Linked DNA regions of Homo sapiens: regions 1, 2 and 3 are each linked to region 4. The links are chromatin loops, found by intact Hi-C in ENCODE. Cell type or tissue: endothelial cell of umbilical vein. All regions are shown on one strand.

Region 1 (5,000 bases), 56 kb before region 4:
CTAAACATCCCAAAATGCTCGTGACCTTGATGATGACGATGAGGAGGAGGAGGATGATGGTAGGAATGGTGATAATGGTGGTGGTGATGGTGGTAATGATGATGGTGATGAAGATGGTGATGGTGGTAATGATGATGAGGATGATGGTGATGATGGTGGTGGTGGTGATGGTGGTAATGATGGTGAGGATGATGGTGATGAGGATGGTGATGACAGTGATCAGGATGGTGATGCTCATGGTGATCGTTTTATCATGGTGATCATGTTATCATGCTGATGGTAATGATGAGAATGATGATGGCAGCGATGACAATTGAGACAGTCACCTTAGGGTCTGCTGGGCATCCTGGCATGATCAATGCCAATTGTGTGCAAAGGTGCTTCATTGACTGTCTTGGAAAGGAAGGGTGAGTAGACATAGTTTGGTGCCCCTTCCCCCAAATAACCCACTTGGACCCAGTAAGTCGATGAATATTAGAGTTAAAGGGCACTTTCAAAACCTTGTGGTCCAATTCACTGATTTTACAGATGAAAAAATACTGAACGTCTGGACAAAGGAAGCTCTGGACAAGGTCTTTCTAATCTTGCTCAAGGCTATAGGTATCCATATGTTATGGGTAGCAATTTTTTAATCTATGGGGAGGGTGGCTGTTGAGATCACCAATGCTGTGTGCTTCATCCTCCTTAGACTTGCTCTGCCAGGCAGGCACAAGGGCTCAGTTCACCTACAAGGAGCTGAGCTAGGCTTTCCTTTGCCAGAGGATTACATCATCCAGACACTTTTCTTCCTAGGCTGTCCAGGACCCACTCCCAGTGGCAACCCCCATAGAAGCCAGAGGAGGTTCTCGGGGTTGGGGGGGGGGTGAGGTCAGGTGGAGTCACCACTTCCTTAAGAGGAAAATCTTGGCCCACAGGCAAGAGTTCTCATTTCTGAGTGAACAAATCACTGAAGAAAACAAACACCTGCTTTGTGTGTGTGCTTTTTCCTGATGGAGGGTTAAGGAAGAATTGACATTGGAGACACTGGTGTAGGTACATGCTGCCAAGTCAGAGCCCTCAGGAGATGAAAGCCCATTGCTAGTGTCCAGAGCAGCAGCCAAAATGGAGGAAGCTTCAGTCCCTGGCCCGTTCAGATTCAGAAGCTCTCAGGTTAACATTGAACATGTGACTTGCCTGGTGGGCAGATTTCTTGTAGCATCTGCGGAAGGCTCAGTGGGACTGGAATGGTGATGACCTCATTGGGTGTGTGGTGCTCTTTGGATCTGGCTACCGTTATTAAGCCCAGAGCAGCTTAAATGACTCCAAAGCCAGCCCCACACTCTCTATGGGACTTGGAAAATCCAGTGTTTATCCTTAGGGTGGAGGAGGGTTTTTTTGTGTTTTTTTGGTGGGGGAATTCAGGCTTACCTGGAGACATCTGTGCTGACCACAGAGCAGTCATGGGGCTTATTGGGAAAAGGACATGTGGCAGAACTAAGCCAAGGAGAAGGTAGATCCAGTACTACGGGGAGAATTTTCTGGGGAATCACGTTCCATAGAGTAACACAGTTTTGTCATAATGAGAGCTGTCCAAAGTACAATACTCGGATTAGAGAGCTGATCTGTCCACGACTGCAATTGTTCAAAAAGAGTGTAGATGACAACACAGCTGGGGACATTGTTGAATGGTTTCAAATTCTGGAGATAGAGAGAGTGGACTAAATTAAATCTAAGATCTGAGAGTCAACTAATTCACTTGAAAAGCCTACAGTCACTTGCTTCTATGTAAGTCTTTGGTACATAGTAATACCTCACTTAACAGGGCTTAAAATATCACGCACACTTAACCAGCTGAACGAGAGCCAAGAATTGGCAAGAAAATACAAAATGACTCTGAAAATCTTTCATGTATTTAATGAGGGCACCTAAGGATCTCATTCATGACCTAGTGAGTCCCACTTCAGACACAATCCTAGCAGACTTGACTGTCTGATCCCCCAGCTGTAGACAACCGAGAAAAGCACATTTAGAAAATCAAGGAAGAATATTACCATTTTTAACCCATTAATAACAGGGAATACATGTGAATAGCACATCACTAAGGTAGAAGGACCAAGATAACAAAATAGATAAAGTATTCAGAAGTATGGCAATCAGAGGCCATTTAACGAAAGGGCAAATAGTTGTACAAATTTTAGCAGCACACAAAGAAGGGAACAGGTTATGGGTCATCGATAAGAGATTCAGTTATCTTCAGGGATCTAGGTTAAATAGGACAGAATAATACACACAATATCTTATAAAGATTTGTAATAAAACATTAAAAGATAATCAATAACTTAGAAATTTGCAACACATATGGCAAACATATGATGAATATTCATATTATAAAATAACACCGGCCAGGCACGGTGGCTCACGCCTGTAATCCCAGCACTTTGGGAGGCCAAGGTGGGTGGATCACCTGAGGTCGGGAGTTCGAGAACAGCCTGGCCAACATGGGAAACCCTGTGTTTATTAAAACACAAAGCATTAGCCAGGCATGATGGTAGGCACCTGTAATCCCAGCTTCTCTGGAGGGTGAGGCAGGAGAATTGCTTGAACCCAGGAGGTGGAGGTTGCCGTGAGCCAAGATCGTTCCACTGCACTCCAGCCTGGGTGACAGAGCGAGACTCTGTCTCAAACAAAACAAAACAAAACAAAACAAAACACCTACGTATCAGTACAGAAATATAAACAACTGGAAGAGGAAAACAGACAAAGGCAGGATGTGATCAGACATCTCATGAAAACATGGCAGCAATGGCCAACGTTCACATGAAGTGTGCTTCAGCACTGTTAGTCATCAAATACAGGCACATGTTCAAAACAGGAGATCTTACTTTTGTCTGCCAGGTTGTCCAAAATTAAAAAGAACCAGAATGTTCCATGTTGGTTGGAATTTTGGGAAGTAAACCCCCTTCAAACATGGCTGGTCTATCTTTTGGAGAAGCCAAGTTGGAACTTTTTATCAAAATGCAATTTCTCCATTTACCAAATTTACCTAGAAATTTCATTCCTAGAAATTAACCCACTAAAAAATAAGCTAGGGGGCTGGGCACGGTGGCTCATGCCTGTAATCCTAGCACTTTGGAAGGCCGAGGCAGGCAGATCATGAGATCAGGAGATTGAGACCATGCTGGCTAACACAGTGAAACCCTGTCTTTACTAAAAATACAACAAATTAGCCGGGCGTGGTGGCAGGTGCTTGTAGTCCCAGCTACTCTGGAAGCTGAGGCAGAAGAATGGCATTAACCCAGGAGGTGGAGCTTGCAGTGAGCTGAGATAGCACCACTGCACTCCAGCCTGGGCAACAGAGCAAGACTCCGTCTCAAAAAAAAAAAAAAAAAAAAGCATAGAAACAGCCCCAAGTCCATTCATAGGGGACTGGGCAAAAACATCAAGAAATATTCATGCAGTGAAATGATATGAAACACATTTTAAATGAGATATCTTTGTAAATCAATGTGGACAGTGTATTATGAATGAAATACACAGTTAATGAAAAAAGGAAGTGGAAGAATTGTATATGTACTATAATTCTTTTGGCATAATAACGATATTATTATTCTTATTCAAACTTTGTTGATACCAAACTGTCTGAAATGATTCTCACTTCTTGGAAGACAATGTACTCTCTAGGAGCAAGGCCTTTAAAATTTTTTGCAAAAAAATCAGGGGGAGGTCTTTAAACCAAACTCATCCAATCCGTGGCCCAGAATGGCTTTGAATGTGGTCCAACACAAATTCGTAAACTTTCTTAAAACATTATGAGACGTTTTTTGCAATTTTTTTTTTTTTTAGCTCATCAGATATGGTTAGTGTATTTTATATGTGGCCCAAGACAATTCTTCCAATGTGGCCCAGGGAAGCCAAAAGATTGGACACCTCTGCAAACTTTTTATGTTAAAAAAGTGTTTTGTTTAACGCCACAGTTGAACAAACAATGCCTTTGGGGGTCTCAACCTCCATTTGATTCTACAGCATTAAATGCTTGTTGTTTTCAGCTTGTATAATTAGATGCTTTCTTTATGCTGTGTACTCTGCTAAGTCGTTACAAATATTACCTAATTTCACCTTCATTGCAACCCTCTAAGGTTGTACTTCCTTATCTGGGGCTGAGTTATTAAGAAAACTGCCTTAGGTGTCCCATTCAATAAGTGACATAACCAGGATTCAAACCAGGTCTATCAGCCTCCCAAATCTGGGTTCTTGGCAATTCACTCATTCATTCGTTTATTCACTCACCAAATATTTGCTGAGGACCCTTTTTGAGCAAAAATATACTGCACCTTTTTGTTTGCAAATATGATTAAGAATATAAACTTCGTGGACTCACTTCTAGAGTGCATGGGAGTTGGTCCCTACTTGAAGAATTCAGAGATAAAGGATGCGTATTCTGTTTCTCATATATCAGACATAGAATCTCCACAGTAGATTTGTTTTGCTCCCCTGCCTCCCCCCCCCTTTTTTTTCCCCCCTGGAGACAGAGTCTCGCTGTATCCCCAAGGCTGGAGTGCAATGGTGCGATCTCAGCTCACTGCAACCTCCTCCCCTGGGTTCAAGCAATTCTCCTGCCTCAGCCTCCCAAGTAGCTGGGATTACAGGCTACCGCCACCATGCCTGGCTAATTTTTGTATTTTTAGTAGAGACAGGGTTTTGCCATGTTGGCCAGGCTGGTCTCGAACTCCTGACCTCAGGTGATCTGCCCGCCTCGGCCTCCCAAAGTGCTGGGATTACAGGCGTAAGCCACCGCGCCTGGCCTGTTTTGTCTTTGTAACATCCATTTCATGACATAGAATAAGTCCTGAACTTAAAAACATTAGGAAATGGAAACCCTAACTCAGAGGAACTAAGAGGCCTTTCGGTAGAGTAAGAGGTAGTTAGACAAGTGGAGACAGAAGAATGAGACCGATTTGAGAAGAATAGCAAAAGTCATTCTGACTCAGGCTTAAAGGCTTAGGTGGGGGGCAGGGAAAGTC
Region 2 (5,000 bases), 170 kb after region 4:
CCACTGAATCAGCAAATGCAGAAGGAGACCCAAAAGCTGGGCGGGACTTCCCAAATGATGCACTTATTTATAGCACACCTTGTTCCCAGAAATGATCGAAAGGCTCTAAACAGAGGCAGTTGGTGCACATGCTCTCACTGCGTTTTTGAAAAGCCCAACCCTCTGCTTTCCCTGTAGAGCAGGAAGGTTGAAAAAGGAAGGAAAAGCCTGGCAGAATTAAAGGTGAGTGGCATCTTCCCAGACACAGTGGCATTCCCTGCCGGGGCTGCATGGCACGGTATGATAAATGCAGGTCACTCAGACCAAAGATTCCTTTCTCTTCCTCTTTTTCTCTTCTGTGTTCCACGTAAACCTTAATGGCTGGTCATGACAGTTTACTATGAACACGACACTATGGAAGCACCTTGCCAACCTGTGTGACGTTCATGAATCCCGGAGATAACCCTCTCAATGCTATGACTGTTTTCAGCCGAGAGACTGTCCCAGAGTGCTTAAGGTGATCTGTCTGATGTCACCTGAATCTTAGTAAGGGCCTGAGTTGGTGCACATGGATTCAGCCTTAGAGAGAGGGACTCCACTAGGAAGGCCACCTGTGAAAATAACACAAGACAGATGGAGACCCAGGGCCAGAGGGCCGCTGAGACAGGTGAGGCCCAGGGTCTCCACGACCTCGCAGCCTGGGTGGGCATAGACTGAGGTTCCAGAGCATGAAGCTGCACCTCAGGACACAAAGGGGGTGGAAGCCTCCCAGCTCCATCCCCTAAATGGGTCTGGGATGCCAGCAGCTTTACCAACCATGCCCCCTTCCCTCTTCACACACCCACCACCCAGGATGAAGTCCCCACAAGGCTGACACTCAGACAAACCTAGCCCTCTGCTTTTGCTCTACAGCAGGAAGGTTGAAAAGGGAAGAGAAAGCCTGGCACAAATTACAGGTGGGTGGTGTCTTCCCAGACCCAGTGGCTGTCCCTGAAGAGCGGCTGCCAGCCTTCCAATCTCCCCTGAAACCGTCCGCCCCCTTCCTTACATGCCTATGTCAAAAAGCAAACATTTCAAACGTCTTCGTGAGCTGAGGCCATGCAAGAGGCAGGCAGGGAACGCTTCTCAAAGTTTGGGAAAGCATTTCAAATATGTGCTGCAAGGAAGTGCTCACTGGGAGGCAAGGGGCGGGCTCTCTGGGTAGCTCTGACCCGGCCTGTCCCACTCACCTGGAACAAAGGCACTGGACTCCAGACCCCCAACCAGCCTCAGCCTACTGGCACCTAAGGCATAAAACCTCAGGTCTCTACTTACCCACCTTCATCCCACTGAGAGAGTCAGCCAGGGACCCAGGCAAACACACGTTCCCAAGGTGCCAACCACAGGCTCGGAGACCCCAGCACTTTCTCCAGACACGTGGCTCTGCCCACCCTTCAATGAGTGTCTTATCTTGGTGTCTCCAGCTCCACCCAGCTCATGTTTTCAGTTAACAATAAGTTCCCATCAACCAACCTTGCCCAACACCCCCACCCCCTTTTTTGGATGGGGGTGGGGAGGAGGAGTGAGGAGACCTTCACAAGCACACAGGGTTCATTTTCACCGGTGAGCTGGGAGCTCTGTTCACAAGCCTCTCCCTGCGCCAGCAGCAACCCCCATGCAGTCACTGGGTAAAGAGAAGGGGACGGACCCCCGAAAGATTTATGAGCCAAGCGCAGAAGTTCCCAGGACCCTGTGTTTTCTTCTGCGTCTGGTTTCTGATCTTCATGTCTTGGTGGCAGGAGGGTCAGCAGCATAAGTGAGGCCCCATGGCAGCAGCCCTGGCTATGCCCAGAAGGGGAGCGCAGCGCAGCCCTGGCCACCTGGTCATTTTACAGATAAAGAGACCAAGGCCAGGCAGGGGAAGTGGTTTGTTCACACAGAAAGATGTGGTCTTCTCATTCCTAGCCCAGTGCTCCAGCAATTCCCGGACAAAAGTCACAGCAAGATTTGCATCTTCAGGGATAGGTCACCTATTCCAGAGCAGTGATGGCCTTTTGACCACAGACCCAAGCCCAGCCTTCCAGAGGCCTGGGCACGGCCAGCAGGATGCAGGCAGTCCCTCTTCCTGAAAGCTGTGAACTTGGGGTGGAGCCTCAGAGGTTACACAAGATGGCCCATTCGAGGAGGCTACTCTGGCTATAGCCTCTCTGGGGCTGAGAATGTACGGGATGCTCAGAGGCCATGGGGGTCTCTCCGGGTGGCCCATATCTGTCATAACCGGACTGTGCTTAGAGTCAGAAGCCACCCAGCCAAAACCCGCCAGGGACGCAGCGTTAAATCAATGGGAAGGTCTCTGCCATGGTGTTCGGGCACTTTCATTTTATTTGCCACACCTTTGTGATTAGCCCTGCGATATCTTCTTACTGGGTCAGGAAGGCACAGGGTTATCAGACAGACTTCGTGCAAACTGCATTTGCGTGGTCTGCAGAGCCGCCCCAGCCCAGAGTCCCTGCAGCCTGTGGCAGACACTCTGACCCTACCATCCTCAACCTCCTTCCACCTTTCCTTGAAAGGCCCAGAACCTCCTGAGGACCAGAAGGCAACAGGAAAAGGTGGTAGATGAGTGAATCAAGAATAGCCAATGCCCCGGGCACGTACTTTTTGTACACTGGGCAGCAGACGAGCAGGGTGGCTGCCAAGATGCAAAACTGTTGGTGAGAACGTTGGCTATTCACAGCACGTGCTGTGGAATCTTCCCACTCTGCTGGGAGAGCAACAGATGCCCCAGAGGCCATTAAGCCCCCAGGCCTGAGGTCCACACAGGCACTGCAGGACGCAGGGGTTGCAGAAGACAGGGGCTGCACAGAGCTCTGAGCCAGCTCACAGCACAAGGGGCCACCGGCCTTCTAGCACTTACCGCACCTATCCCTGTCCCCACTGAAACGAGGAAACCTTGAGTGACAGGGCCCTCAGATGAGTCCCAAAATCCCCAGGCCGCTACACACTAAGGGCCTGGTTCTCCACTCTGCTGCCGCCGAAGACCTGAATAAAGCTTCAGATACAATCCCCCCGTTGCCCACGTTCCCCAAGGAGTGGAAAAAACCCCTCCCGATAACCTCCACAAGGGCCACTCACTTGGGCTTCCGGCCCCCACACAGCAGGACTTCTTTAAAAAGGCTTCCTAAAGGTGCAAAAGCCCAGCTTAGTTTCAACAGCAGAGCTGGGGGCTCTCAGCCACACCGTCGCTCTCCTTTATTTTCCGTGTGTCTCTCAGGCCTCGCCACTAACAGGACACCAACGGTTTCAAAGCTTACGATGAGGGCAAGCTTTCAGAAAGATTTCTTTAAAACGTCTAGGGAAGGGAAAAAGCCAGCTCGCTTACCGTCTGGAATACTCTCCTCTTCTCCTGGGGCAAATAGCATGAAGCGAGCAGAAGTAAAATGAAACCATCACGGCAGACGCAGGCAAGGAGCTTGGGCCACCTTCTTCTGCAGCTTGGAGAGGGTCTCTCCCCACCCCTACCTCCTTAACTTCCTCCTCCTGTTCACTCAACCAAAGCCCGTCTGGCCTGGGGCCTGCTGAAAGTCTAGCACCCGGACACCCGGGAACCCGCACATTATGAAAAAGAATGAGACAGCCGCCAAGTCTTAACTGTGTGCCACCTCTGGGGCCACAGATTGAAAGAGTCTGTGTTGCACATGTGGGGAAAATTATTATGCTTTAAGCTTCCCCTAATTCTATTTCAACATAGCGTGGAGATAAAGTGCCATGTTGAAAACAACAAGAAAAACACCCGGGTTACGTTCAGCGCCACTGCATCAAGCAAAATCACCTTTAGCAAAATCATCTGGTCTTGAAACGTTAAGCTCACAAAGAACTTCAGCATTAGCAAGGTACAGCTCACCTGCTGGGGTGGGAATTGATGAAGCTTTGGTCCCCAAATTCACACATAGAGGCCAGCAGGGGAGTGGTGGACTTCAGCCATTGAAATAGATAATAAAGCCATTTCGTCAGCTACATTTCACAAAAACTATGTTACTATTAAAAATGTAAAAGACGAGATATTAACATTGAAAACAAAAAATAATCTCTATTATTTAACATATTGAAAAACTTGAATTTAGAACTCTAAAAATATCATAAATTATTTTTGAAGGGTAATGAGGTTTTAAAATTTTTCACTGCGATGAGGGTGTAGATTTAGACATGACATTGAGAAGTAATAAAGTCTGAAATTCCCCTCTGATCTGGCCGCTAAGGGGGATGGATATCAAACGCTAGAAAATCCGTCCCCTTCAGACCTTCATTGGCCCAGTTCAAATTCTCTGGAAAACTATTAAAGCAGGCAAAGAGGCTCAAATTTTATAAAATCGGGGGAAAGCAGGACTCACCCTGGGTTGCAGTTAGCAAACGGGAAATGTTTATTCTTCCCTTCCTTCACCTCCTAAACTGGGGACGGCTGGACACTGAGATGGAGTGGCACTGTTTGTTTTGACAATTAGCATGTTTTTGTGCATTTAAGAAAATGCATCACGGCAAACTCATGGTCCGGTCCTTCAGGCAGCCCCCTCCAACTGGGCGGTTTCTCGAAAAGAAAAAATCCTAGAGTGGGATTTTAAAATTAATCAAAAGCCTTTTTCTGTCACTAAACAAGACAGCAGGTGTGTGCTCCTATTCTCTGGTCGTTTTTATGTGTCTACACATATACCCACCTGTGTAACAAAAATAATCAAAGCAGGTGGGTTTGCAAACACACCTCGTTTGTAAAAAATGCAACAACACAAACACACTGTCCAAACTTTGGGCAGAAAAAACAACATGGGTTTATTTTAAGGTAAGTACAACGATTAAGACCACGTAAGACAAACACAGATGAAGTTAGAGTTTTTAAGCTTTTTTTTTTTTTTTCTTTTAGGAATACTCAGGGTGGAACCTACTATACAAAACCATCACACTTTGTAAATAAAAAGTATCAGATACTTGACTTCTTTATCCACCAACAAAAAAATAAATTATTTTCTTGTTTTGTAAAAGACCTACAA
Region 3 (5,000 bases), 62 kb after region 4:
AGATGTGAGCAAGTCTTTTTGGGGGGAAACATTTAACCCACGACAGTCACCCTTCCCTGAAGGCAATGGGAAAAAAGAAGCCCAGCAGAGGCAGCTGGAATCCCAGCTCACTTGCTTCCCGGCTGGGTGACCTGAAGCTCTGAGTCTTAGTTTCTTCATCTGGAAAATGGATCATGCCACACCGTGGATGTGTGAATTAACGGAGATGGCACATAGAAAGCCAGCAGTGTTGAACTTGGCCACGTAGTAAGGCCTCGATAACCGGCAATGCAGAATTACGTTTCCCTACCAATTAGTGGCCGACCACAGTCTACCCAACCAGCAGACAGCAACGCGTGAGGACTTGGAGGGCAACGGAAATGTGCTAAAGGGGCAATGAGGGTCCTTTCTGAATACGCACCCCCCAGTTGGAGGACTGGGTGGATCAGAGGAGAGTCCAGGGGACTTCCAGGCTGGAGATGGCCTGCGGTTAACCCCTCGTGCCCCATCGGGCAGGAGGCGGGCCCTTCTCCCATCTCTCCCTCCCTCTCTCCTGTTTATCGGGACTGTGGGTGCCAGCCCAGACGACATCATCCGCTGAGTTCCCAGCGTGTCAGCCAAGGGTGAGCCTCCCACGCGCCCTCGGAAGACAGAATTTTGGAGCACACGCAGTGGCATTCTTGGATAACGATGGCTGCCTTCTACGAGCTGAACCCCCTCCACAGACGTCTCCCTGCCAGCCCCTCGCCGGTCTTCCCGCCCTCTGCCCAGCTCCTGGGCCCCACAACAGGCCGGCACGAACGAGGTTTGGGAGCTCTGTGGTGGACTGAACCAAGCGACCCGGCCTTTCCCAGTCTGCACCCAGCACCCGGCGCCAGCACCGACCAGGGAAGGGGCCTTCGAGCAAGCCCGGGTTGGTGGTTTGGGGTTTGGAACATCCGTTTTCAGATAAAATCAGAAGTTTTTTTATTAAAAAAAAAAAGGAGAGAGAGAGAGACAATTTCAGAGACAGCCTGAAAAACAAAACAACCCTTTAGCTCTTTCTCTGAAATGACATCAGCGGCCACCACAAAGCCGAATCGGCCTCACTGCATTCAGGCCATCGGGATGTATCATTTCCCCTTCAAAATACCCACTGCGGCATCGTCCCCAGCCCCGCCGGCTCGGAGCCTGCTCCCTCAGTGGGAGCGGTGCGCTTTCCCACCCAGGCTGCAGAGGGGCTTGTAATTGGAAAAGTGCAAGTTGCAGATGAACTGGGAGCCGAGGCCAGGAAATGGGTTTATGGTGGCCAGCTTTGTCCTCCTTTTGCACTCGGTCTCTAAAGCACTGTCCACATGGGCATTTGGGTCCTGGGAGTCAAGAACGACCTTGCCCGGAACGAGCTGTCCCCTTGTCCCTCTCAGTGGATGTGTCCCTCCCACCCCAGGCCCCCACTCTGAGCCCGTCCTGTCCCCTCTCCCTCTAGACGCATCTAGACTCCCCAGCCCCCACCAACTAGCCGCCTCTGGAGCATTTAAGCTACATGGAAACTGGAGAACGTTTTAGAAATGGATGTTTGTTTCACTGAAGCAGCAATGCAATTGCATTTGAATTTGTTTAGCATCACATAAAAACAGACATATCAAAAATGACCAGAAAGAAATATTAATACAATGGCATATTACGAATTATCTGGTTGTCTGTGGCTAATGAGTTGTTTTTTCGTAATTCCTTCTTCTGTAAATTTTCTAAATTTTACTTTTGTAATACAAAAACGTTATTTATTAAAAACCACCAACTGAATCTTGTCTCGGGGCCAAAATGAGCTACTTAAGAGAGTGGAAAGTCAGCCTTTATAGAGAGCCAACAGCCTCCAGGGACTTATTTCTTTGAAGAGTCACTTTTTAAATCTCAGAAATAATCTGCATAGTTGAAACTTCTGCTCCTCTGGGATTGTTATTCCTTCATTAGTTAAAGTGATTTACTGAGTCACAGGAAATTTCACTGCTGGACCAAAAAGTGATTCAATTTCCCAAGCATTTACTGAGTGTTTTCCCCAAGCCTGGCTCCGGACTGATAAAGCTGCCCTGTTCCTGCCCTGGCGGGGACACTCAGTCTAGTAGATGCCCTGAGAGTCAGTTCTCTCAGTCATTCAACAAACGTAAATTGAGCTCCTACTCTGTGGCAGGCACTATTTTGGGGTGCTAGGAATAAAGCAGTCTACAATAGAGACAAAACTCCTCATCTTCCTGCAGCTTACATCTATGGCAAATGTGCAGAAAGAGTGTCTTAGTCTATTTTCTGTTGCTATAAAGTCATATCTGAGGCTGGGTAACTTATAAAGAAAAAAAGGTTTATTTGGCTCACAATTCTGGTGGCTGGAAAGTTCAAGATTGGGCATCTGCTTCTGGTGAGGACCTCAGGCTGCTTCCAGTCATAGCAGAAGGTGAAGGGGAGCTGTGTGTGCAGCAACCTCATGGGAGAGATGAGGCGAGTGAATGGGGGGAAGGTGCCAGGCCTTTTTAACAACCAGCTCTCATGGGAACTAATAGAGTGAGAACTCACTCACCCCTGAGGGAGGCCATTCATCTGTCCATGAGGGCCCCTCCCCATAACCCAAACACCTCCTATTGGGCCCCACCTCTAACACTGGGAATCAAATTTCAACCTGAGGTTAGGAGAAGACACACCCCAACCATAGCAAAGAGAAATGCACAAAACGCTCAGAAAACTCAGGGGAAGTGGCCATGATGGGAGAGAGGGTGCTACAGGCTGAACTGCACCCCTGAGAACTCATGTGTTCAAGTCCTACCCCCAGAGCAGCAGAATGTGACTACATTTGGAAATAAGGTCGCTGCGGGTGTTATGAGTGAAGATGAAGTCCTTAGAGCCCTAATCCATTCTGACTGGTGTCCTCAGAAAGAGGGAATGTGAGATGAGTAGGTTACCTGTTCACTCTGATGGTAGTTTCTTTTGCTGTGCAGAAGCTCTTTAGTTTAATTAGATCCCATTTGTCAATTTTGTCTTTTGTTGCCATTGCTTTTGGTGTTTTAGACATGAAGTCCTTGCCCATGCCTATGTCCTGAAAGGGCTAATATCCAGAATCTACAATGAACTCAAACAAATTTACAAGAAAAAAACAAACAACCCCATCAAAAAGTGGGCGAAGGACATGAACAGACACTTCTCAAAAGAAGACATTTATGCAGCCAAAAAACACATGAAAAAATGCTCATCATCACTGGCCATCAGAGAAATGCAAATCAAAACCACTATGAGATACCATCTCACACCAGTTAGAATGGCAATCATTAAAAAGTCAGGAAACAACAAGTGCTGGAGAGGATGTGGAGAAATAGGAACACTTTTACACTGTTGGTGGGACTGTAAACTAGTTCAACCATTGTGGAAGTCAGTGTGGCGATTCCTCAGGGATCTAGAACTAGAAATACCATTTGACCCAGCCATCCCATTACCCAAAGAACTATAAATCATGCTGCTACAAAGACACATGCACACGTATGTTTATTGCGGCATTATTCACAATAGCAAAGACTTGGAACCAACCCAAATGTCCAACAATGATAGACTGGATTAAGAAAATGTGGCACATATACACCATGGAATACTATGCAGCCATAAAAAATGATGAGTTCATGTCCTTTGTAGGGACATGGATGAGATTGGAAATCATCATTCTCAGTAAACTATCGCAAGAACAAAAAACCAAACACCGCATATTCTCACTCATAGGTGGGAATTGAACAATGAGATCACATGGACACAGGAAGGGGAATATCACACTCTGGGGACTGTGGTGGGGTGGGGGTAGGGGGGAGGGATAGCATTGGGAGATATACCTAATGCTAGATGACGAGTTAGTGGGTGCAGTGCACCAGCATGGCACATGTATACATATGTAACTAACCTGCACAATGTGCACATGTACCCTAAAACTTAAAGTATAATTAAAAAAAAAACCAAACAACAACAACAAAAAAAAAAAAAAAAAAGAAAGAGGGAATGTGGGCACGAGATAGGCATGCCTAGAGGGAAAGTGACTTGATGCAGGCAGAGACAGGGCCAAAGGCTCTCCACAGCCACCGGAAGGTGAGGGAGGGGCCAGGAGCAGAGCATTCCTGACAGCCTCCAAAGGAACCCACCCTGCCAACACCTTGCTCTCAAACTTCTGGCACCCAGAACTGTGAGAGGATCCATTTCTGCTGTTTAAGCCACCCCGTCTGGGGTTCTTTGTTAGAGCAGCTCAGGGAAAGGAATCCAGAGGGCTCCAGAGAGGGGCATCTGGCCTTGATAGGCAGGTAAGCAGAGTTCGCCAGCAGAACAGGAGACAGTGCTGGCAGTGACAGAAATAGGCTGGGTGCATTTCAGCAGACAGGGACTCTCTGCTGAAGGAGGAGGAAACTGGGGAGCTCCCACCTTGCTGGGAAGGCTGTGGAACAAAACTTGGCAAAAGGCAGAGACAAAAGAGACCAGACAGGAGGCAGAACAGGAGGAAAGTCTTGTTGAGCACAGTCTGGGCAGACATGCTTTGTGCAGAGGGCCTCCTCATGGTGTGGGGATGGCGGGGAGAGGGGAGGGGGGCAGGGGGTGAGCGCCAGTGATCACAGTTGTCCCTGTACTCACTCCATTCCTGATATGGTTTGGCTGACCATATCAAGATGGTCAAATCCCATCTTGAATTCCCATGTGTCGTGGGGGGGACCCGGTGGGAGGCAACTGAATGATGGAGGCAGGTCTTTCCCCTGCTGTTCTCGTGATAACAATTAAGTCTAATGAGACCTGATGACTGATTATAAAGGGGAGTTTCCCTACACAACCCTCTCTCTTTGCCTGCTGCCACCCACCTAAGATGTGACTTGCTCCTCCTTGCCTTCCGCCATGATTGTGGGGCCTCCCCAGCCATGTGGAACTGTAAGTCCAATAAACCTCTTTTTTTTTTTTTTTTTTTTTGTAAATTTCCCAACCTTGGGTATGTCTTCATCAGCAGTGTGAAAACAAACTAATAGGGTTCCTTTTGCCTT
Region 4 (5,000 bases):
CTTTCTGTCCGAACAACTTGACCTTACTGTTTTAGCCTAGCCCTCATGTCTGCGTGCAGCGGCTGCCGCTGCTTTAATACTTTTAGAGGCCCTCAAAATCACAAACTATGCTCAACTCACTCTCTACAGTTCTCATAACTTCCAAAATCTATTCTTTTCCTCATACCTGACACGTATACTTTCTGCTCCCCGGCTCCTTCAGCTGTACTCACTCTTTGTTGAGTCTCCCACAATTACCGTTGTTCCTGGCCCAGACTTCAATCCGGCCTCCCACATTATTCCTGATACCACACCTGACCCCCATGACTGTATCTCTCTGATCCACCTGACATTCACCCCATTTCCCCAAATTTCCTTCCTTCCTGTTCCTCACCCTGATCACGCTTGATTTACTGATGGCGGTTCCACCAGGCCTAATCGCCACACACCAGCAAAGGCAGGTTATGCTATAGTACAAGCCACTAGCCAGCCTCTTAGAACCTCTCATTTCTTTTCCATCGTGGAAATCTATCCTCAAGAAAATAACTTCTCAGTGTTCCATCTGCTATTCTATTACTCCTCAGGGATTATTCAGGCCCCCTCCCTTCCCTACACATCAAGCTCGAGGATTTGCCCCACCCAGGACTGGCAAATTAGCTTTACTCAACATGCCCTGAGTCAGATAACTAAAATACCTCTTAGTCTAGGGAGATGCTTTCACTGGATAGGTAGAGGCCTTTCCTACAGGGTCTGAGAAGGCCATCGCAGTCATTTCTTCCATTCTGTCAGACATAATTCCTCAGTTTAGCCTTCCCACCTCAATACAGTCTGACAACAGATGAGCCTTTATTAGTCAAATCAGCCAAGCAGTTTTTCAGGCTCTTAGTATTCAGTGAAACCTTTATATCCCTTACGGTCCTCCGTCTTCAAGAAAAGTAGAATGGACTAAAGGTCTTTTAAAAACACACCTCACCAAGCTCAGCCACCAACTTAAAAAGGACTGGACAATACTTTTACCACTTTCCCTTCTCAGAATTCAGGCCTGTCCTCGGAATGCTACAGGGTACCGCCCATTTAAGCTCCTGTATAGACGCTCCTTTTTATTAGGCCCCAGTCTCATTCCAGACACCAGACCAACTTAGACTGTGCCCCAAAAAAACTTGTCATCCCTACTATCTTCTGTCTAGCCATACTCCTATTCACCGTTCTCAACTACTCATACATGCCCTGCTCTTGTTTACACTGCCGGTTTACACTGTTTCTTCAAGCCATCACAGCTGATATCTCCTGGTGCTATCCCCAAACTGCCACTCTTAACTCTTGAAGTAAATAAATAATCTTTGCTGGCAGGACTATGCTGAATCTCCTTAGGCGCTCTCTAATCAGATGTCCTGAGACATCCCAATTCTTAGACCTTTTATACCTGTTTTTCTCCTTCTCTTATTCCATTTAGTTTCTCAATTCATCCAAAACCGTATCCAGGCCATCACCAATCATTCTATACGACAAATGTTTCTTCTAACATCCCCACAGTATCACCCCTTACCACAAGACCTCCCTTCAGCTTAATCTCTCCCACTCTAGGTTCCCACGCCGCCCCTAATCCTGCTTGAAGCAGCCCTGAGAAACATCGCCCGTTCTCTCTCCATACCACCCCCCAAAAATTTTCACCGCCCCAACACTTCAACACTATTTTGTTTTATTTGTCTTATTAAGAAGGCAGGAATGTCAGGCCTCTGAGCCCAAGCCAAGCCATCGCATCCCCTGTGACCTGCACGTATATATACGCCCAGATGGCCTGAAGTAACTAAAGAATCACAAAAGAAGTGAATATGCCCTGCCCCACCTTAACTGATGACATTCCACCACAAAAGAAGTGTAAATGGCCGGTCCTTGCCTTAACTGATGACATTACCTTGGGAAAGTCCTTTTCCTGGCTCATCCTTGCTCCAAAAGCACCCCCACTGAGCATCTTGCGACCCCGACTCCTGCCCGCCAGAGAACAAACCCCCTTTGTAATTTTCCTTTACCTACCCAAATCCTATAAAACGGCCCCACCCTTATCTCCCTTCGCTGACTCTTTTCGGACTCAGCCCACCTGCACCCAGGTGAAATAAACAGCTTTATTGCTCACACAAAGCCTGTTGTGTGGTCTCCTCACACGGACGCGCATGGAAGTGATCTTTGCTATTCTGGGTTTGTCTGCTGGAGGAAGAGGGAAATCACCTATTTGATTTTGTATTCATTCATGTCCTGTTCCTGGAGAATCTCTGTTGTGTGTCAGGCACAGCTGAGCCTCCCTGTATAGCCTCCTCTATCTTCCACCTACAGAGGAGGAAATGGAGCCTCAGAATCAGTGCCTTTCTTGTTTGTAAGAAACAGCTATGAATGCCTAGCTCCCCCTCGAATTTCAGTACTGCGTCCCACCATGCCGCACGGTGCCGATGAGCCGGCTGGACCTTCATGGCAATGGTGGCCCTCTAAAAATAGGATCCCCCACCCGGAGGAATGGGGCCACCACAGGAAGCAGCTCAGACCACTTCCAGGGGACATTCTTCTGCCTCCAGTAAGCTGAGGATAGAAGTGGAGCCGCTGACGGATGAATGGACTGTTTGCCTGAGTCATAAATCAACAGGGACCAGCCCTGCCTCTGAACGATTCTGGTCTCTACACTTCGCTCCTGATCACAGGCTGCAGAGGAAGCACGTCTCCCAGGCTGGGGCCGGCATCCGATCCAACGCTGCCTTTCCCTCTAGCAGCGGCTCCCGCAGGGAGGGTCTCCCTGTCCCTAGAACCGGAGCGTGAAAGTCAGCAAAGTCCCATAAATCACAGGAAATGAACTTCTGCCTCTTTAAATTCCTGCCGCCGTCCCCATCCCTCCCACAGCCACAAATAGATTTCTTTCAATATTGGCTCTGACCTCAGCCCTCCCCGCCCCCACGTCTCCTTCTCCACGTTTTTTTTTTTTTTTTTTCCCAGCAAACCCTACAAGGCAGAACTTACCCTGCTGACCTCACCAGCGTGGTTTCTTCTGTTGTGTGTGTGTTTTTGTTTTGCTGTGATGCCGATGACTTGCGGTTTGCCTCACACTTTGTAGTGTGCGTGGCAGTCGTATAAGAAAACAGCAAATTTGTCAGTTAGGCTTGTTATTTATTACAGGAACCATGGGGATGCCAGGCAGCCAGGCTGGCCCCTCCGCCCGCCACCTACCCCACGGTTGAAGGGGCTGCACTGGCCGGGGATGCCAGACCAAGGGCCCAGAGAAGAGGCACGGCTTCCGAGGGTGAGGAACAGCGAGGTCCTGGCAGCTGCCTCTCTTCGAACACAATGTTGAGGAGATGCTTTTTGTTTTTGTTTTTAAAATTCATTTCCATTGGTTTTTGGGGAACAGGTGGGGTTTGATTACGTAAGTTCTTTGGTGGTGATTTGTGAGATTTTGGCGCACCCATCACCCGAGCAGTATCCACTGCACCTAATTCGTAGTCATTTATCCCTCACCCTCTTCCCACCCTTCCCCACCGAGTCCCCAGAGTCCACTGTATCCTTCTCAAGCCTTTGCATGGGAGGATGCTTTTAACTGGTAAAAGGCAATAGTAGAAGTAACAGCCCGAGGGCTCTCCGTGGCCAGTGCCTCCCGAGATCTCGAGGGCACCCCTTCTCCCGCCTCCCCTCCCACCTCCACCTAGGCCACACGGGCCATGCCGGCCCCAGAGCTCCCGTGCCACGGGCAAAACACAGCTGTGTCTCAAAACCCTACGCCCAAAGTGCCTTCTCCCAGGCTTCCTTCCAGCTCATCCGCCACCTTTCTCTGCACTTGGCCCAGACGTCGTCTTTCAAGTCCGGCCTCCCCTAGACCTCGGCTTCTAAAATTGCAAAGCACCCGCACTCCAACAGGCCTCCGTGCCTGGCTCTCCTCTACACCTTCGTCCCCACCTGCGTTACTGATCTCTGTGACTTACTGGCTTCTTCCCCCGAGGAGGGCATGAGCTGCACGACAATGGCTTTGTATCTGTGAGAAGCTCTAATCGTATTTGCTGTTTATTGTGGGCTGGGTTGCATCCCCCCAAACTCACACGTCGAAGTCCAACCCCCAGGATGTCATAATGTGACTGTGTTTGGAGATAGGGCATTTATGGAGGTAATTAAGGTAGAATGAGGTCACCAGCATGGGAGCTAATCCAGTAGGACTGGTGTCTCCGTAATAAGAGGAGATGAGGACACAGACACGCACGGAGGGCGACCTTGTGAGGACACAGAGAGAAGACAGCTCTTACAAGCCAAAAAGAGAGGGCTTGGAGGAAGCAGTCCTGCCGGCACCTTGATCTCAGACTTCCGGCTTCCAGAACTGTTAGAAAATAAATCTCTGTCATTTAAGCCACCCGGTCTGTGGCACTTTATGTTCAATAAATACCTATCAGATGAATAAATGAATCAATGAGCCAGGTGTGGTGGTCCACGCTTGTAATCCAAGCACTTTGGGAGGCTGAGGTGGGCGGATTACCTGAGGTCAGGAGTTCGAGACCAGCCTGGCCAACTTGGGGAAACCCCCACCTCTACTAAAAATACAAAAATCAGCTGGATGTAGTGGCGAGAGCCTGTAATCCCAGCTACTCAGGAGGCTGAGGCAGGAGAATTGCTTGAACCTGGGACGCAGAGGTTGCAGTGAGCTGAGATTGTGCCACTGTACTCCAGCCTGAACAACAGAGTGAGACTGTCAAAAAGAGAGAGAGAGAAAGAAAGATTGAGAGAAGAAAGATAGAAAGAAAGGAAAGAAAGAAAGGTAAAGAGAAAGAAAAGAAAGAGAGAAAGAGAAAGAAAGAAGAGAGAGAGGAAGGAAGGAAGGAAGAAAGGAAGGAAGGAAACTAGAACTTATCAGACACTTCACAAGTGGGGAACCGTTCCTAGCTGAGGCTTGGTGGACTTGGGAGGATATTAGTAATGCAGATGTTTTGCTCCTAAGACTCCAAGACTGTTTTGCTCCTTCATTCTTTGCACACAATTCCGTGGCCATTCTACTCATT

What was found. Peaks named below come from ENCODE experiments on the same cell type or tissue, not always from the same donor. Only the 100,000 strongest peaks of a DNase experiment are listed, where the experiment ranks them.
Region 1: it touches region 4 in a loop (3-fold over the local background); 4 of 110 quality-filtered maps call a loop at or near these places.
Region 2: a loop joins it to region 4, with 5 times the contacts of the local background. A loop is called at or near these places in 27 of 110 quality-filtered maps.
Region 3: a loop joins it to region 4, with 6 times the contacts of the local background. A loop is called at or near these places in 10 of 110 quality-filtered maps.

What each region holds. Positions count from the first base shown.
Region 1 is chr16:86,794,682-86,799,681 of GRCh38, reverse strand. No RefSeq gene overlaps it. Among named protein-coding and RNA genes, the nearest start is that of LINC02188, 75 kb to the right of the region's middle. In endothelial cell of umbilical vein, no CTCF peak of the experiment used is centred here; DNase peaks (open chromatin) are centred at 831 and 2,771; H3K27ac peaks cover 1,186 bases.
Region 2 is chr16:86,569,486-86,574,485 of GRCh38, reverse strand. It overlaps FOXC2 (forkhead box C2), which reads right to left. Exons shown (of 1, transcript NM_005251.3): 1 at 4,758-5,000. Among named protein-coding and RNA genes, the nearest start is that of FOXC2-AS1, 4.2 kb to the right of the region's middle. RefSeq lists an enhancer at 3,644-4,145. In endothelial cell of umbilical vein, no CTCF peak of the experiment used is centred here; DNase peaks (open chromatin) are centred at 2,035, 2,675, 2,895 and 3,125; H3K4me3 peaks cover 2,947 bases; H3K27ac peaks cover 4,147 bases.
Region 3 is chr16:86,677,284-86,682,283 of GRCh38, reverse strand. No RefSeq gene overlaps it. Among named protein-coding and RNA genes, the nearest start is that of LINC02189, 42 kb to the left of the region's middle. In endothelial cell of umbilical vein, no CTCF peak of the experiment used is centred here; DNase peaks (open chromatin) are centred at 613, 1,133 and 1,983; H3K27ac peaks cover 2,946 bases.
Region 4 is chr16:86,739,172-86,744,171 of GRCh38, reverse strand. No RefSeq gene overlaps it. Among named protein-coding and RNA genes, the nearest start is that of LINC02188, 20 kb to the right of the region's middle. RefSeq lists an enhancer at 1,139-1,885. In endothelial cell of umbilical vein, no CTCF peak of the experiment used is centred here; a DNase peak (open chromatin) is centred at 2,841; H3K4me3 peaks cover 681 bases; H3K27ac peaks cover 2,187 bases.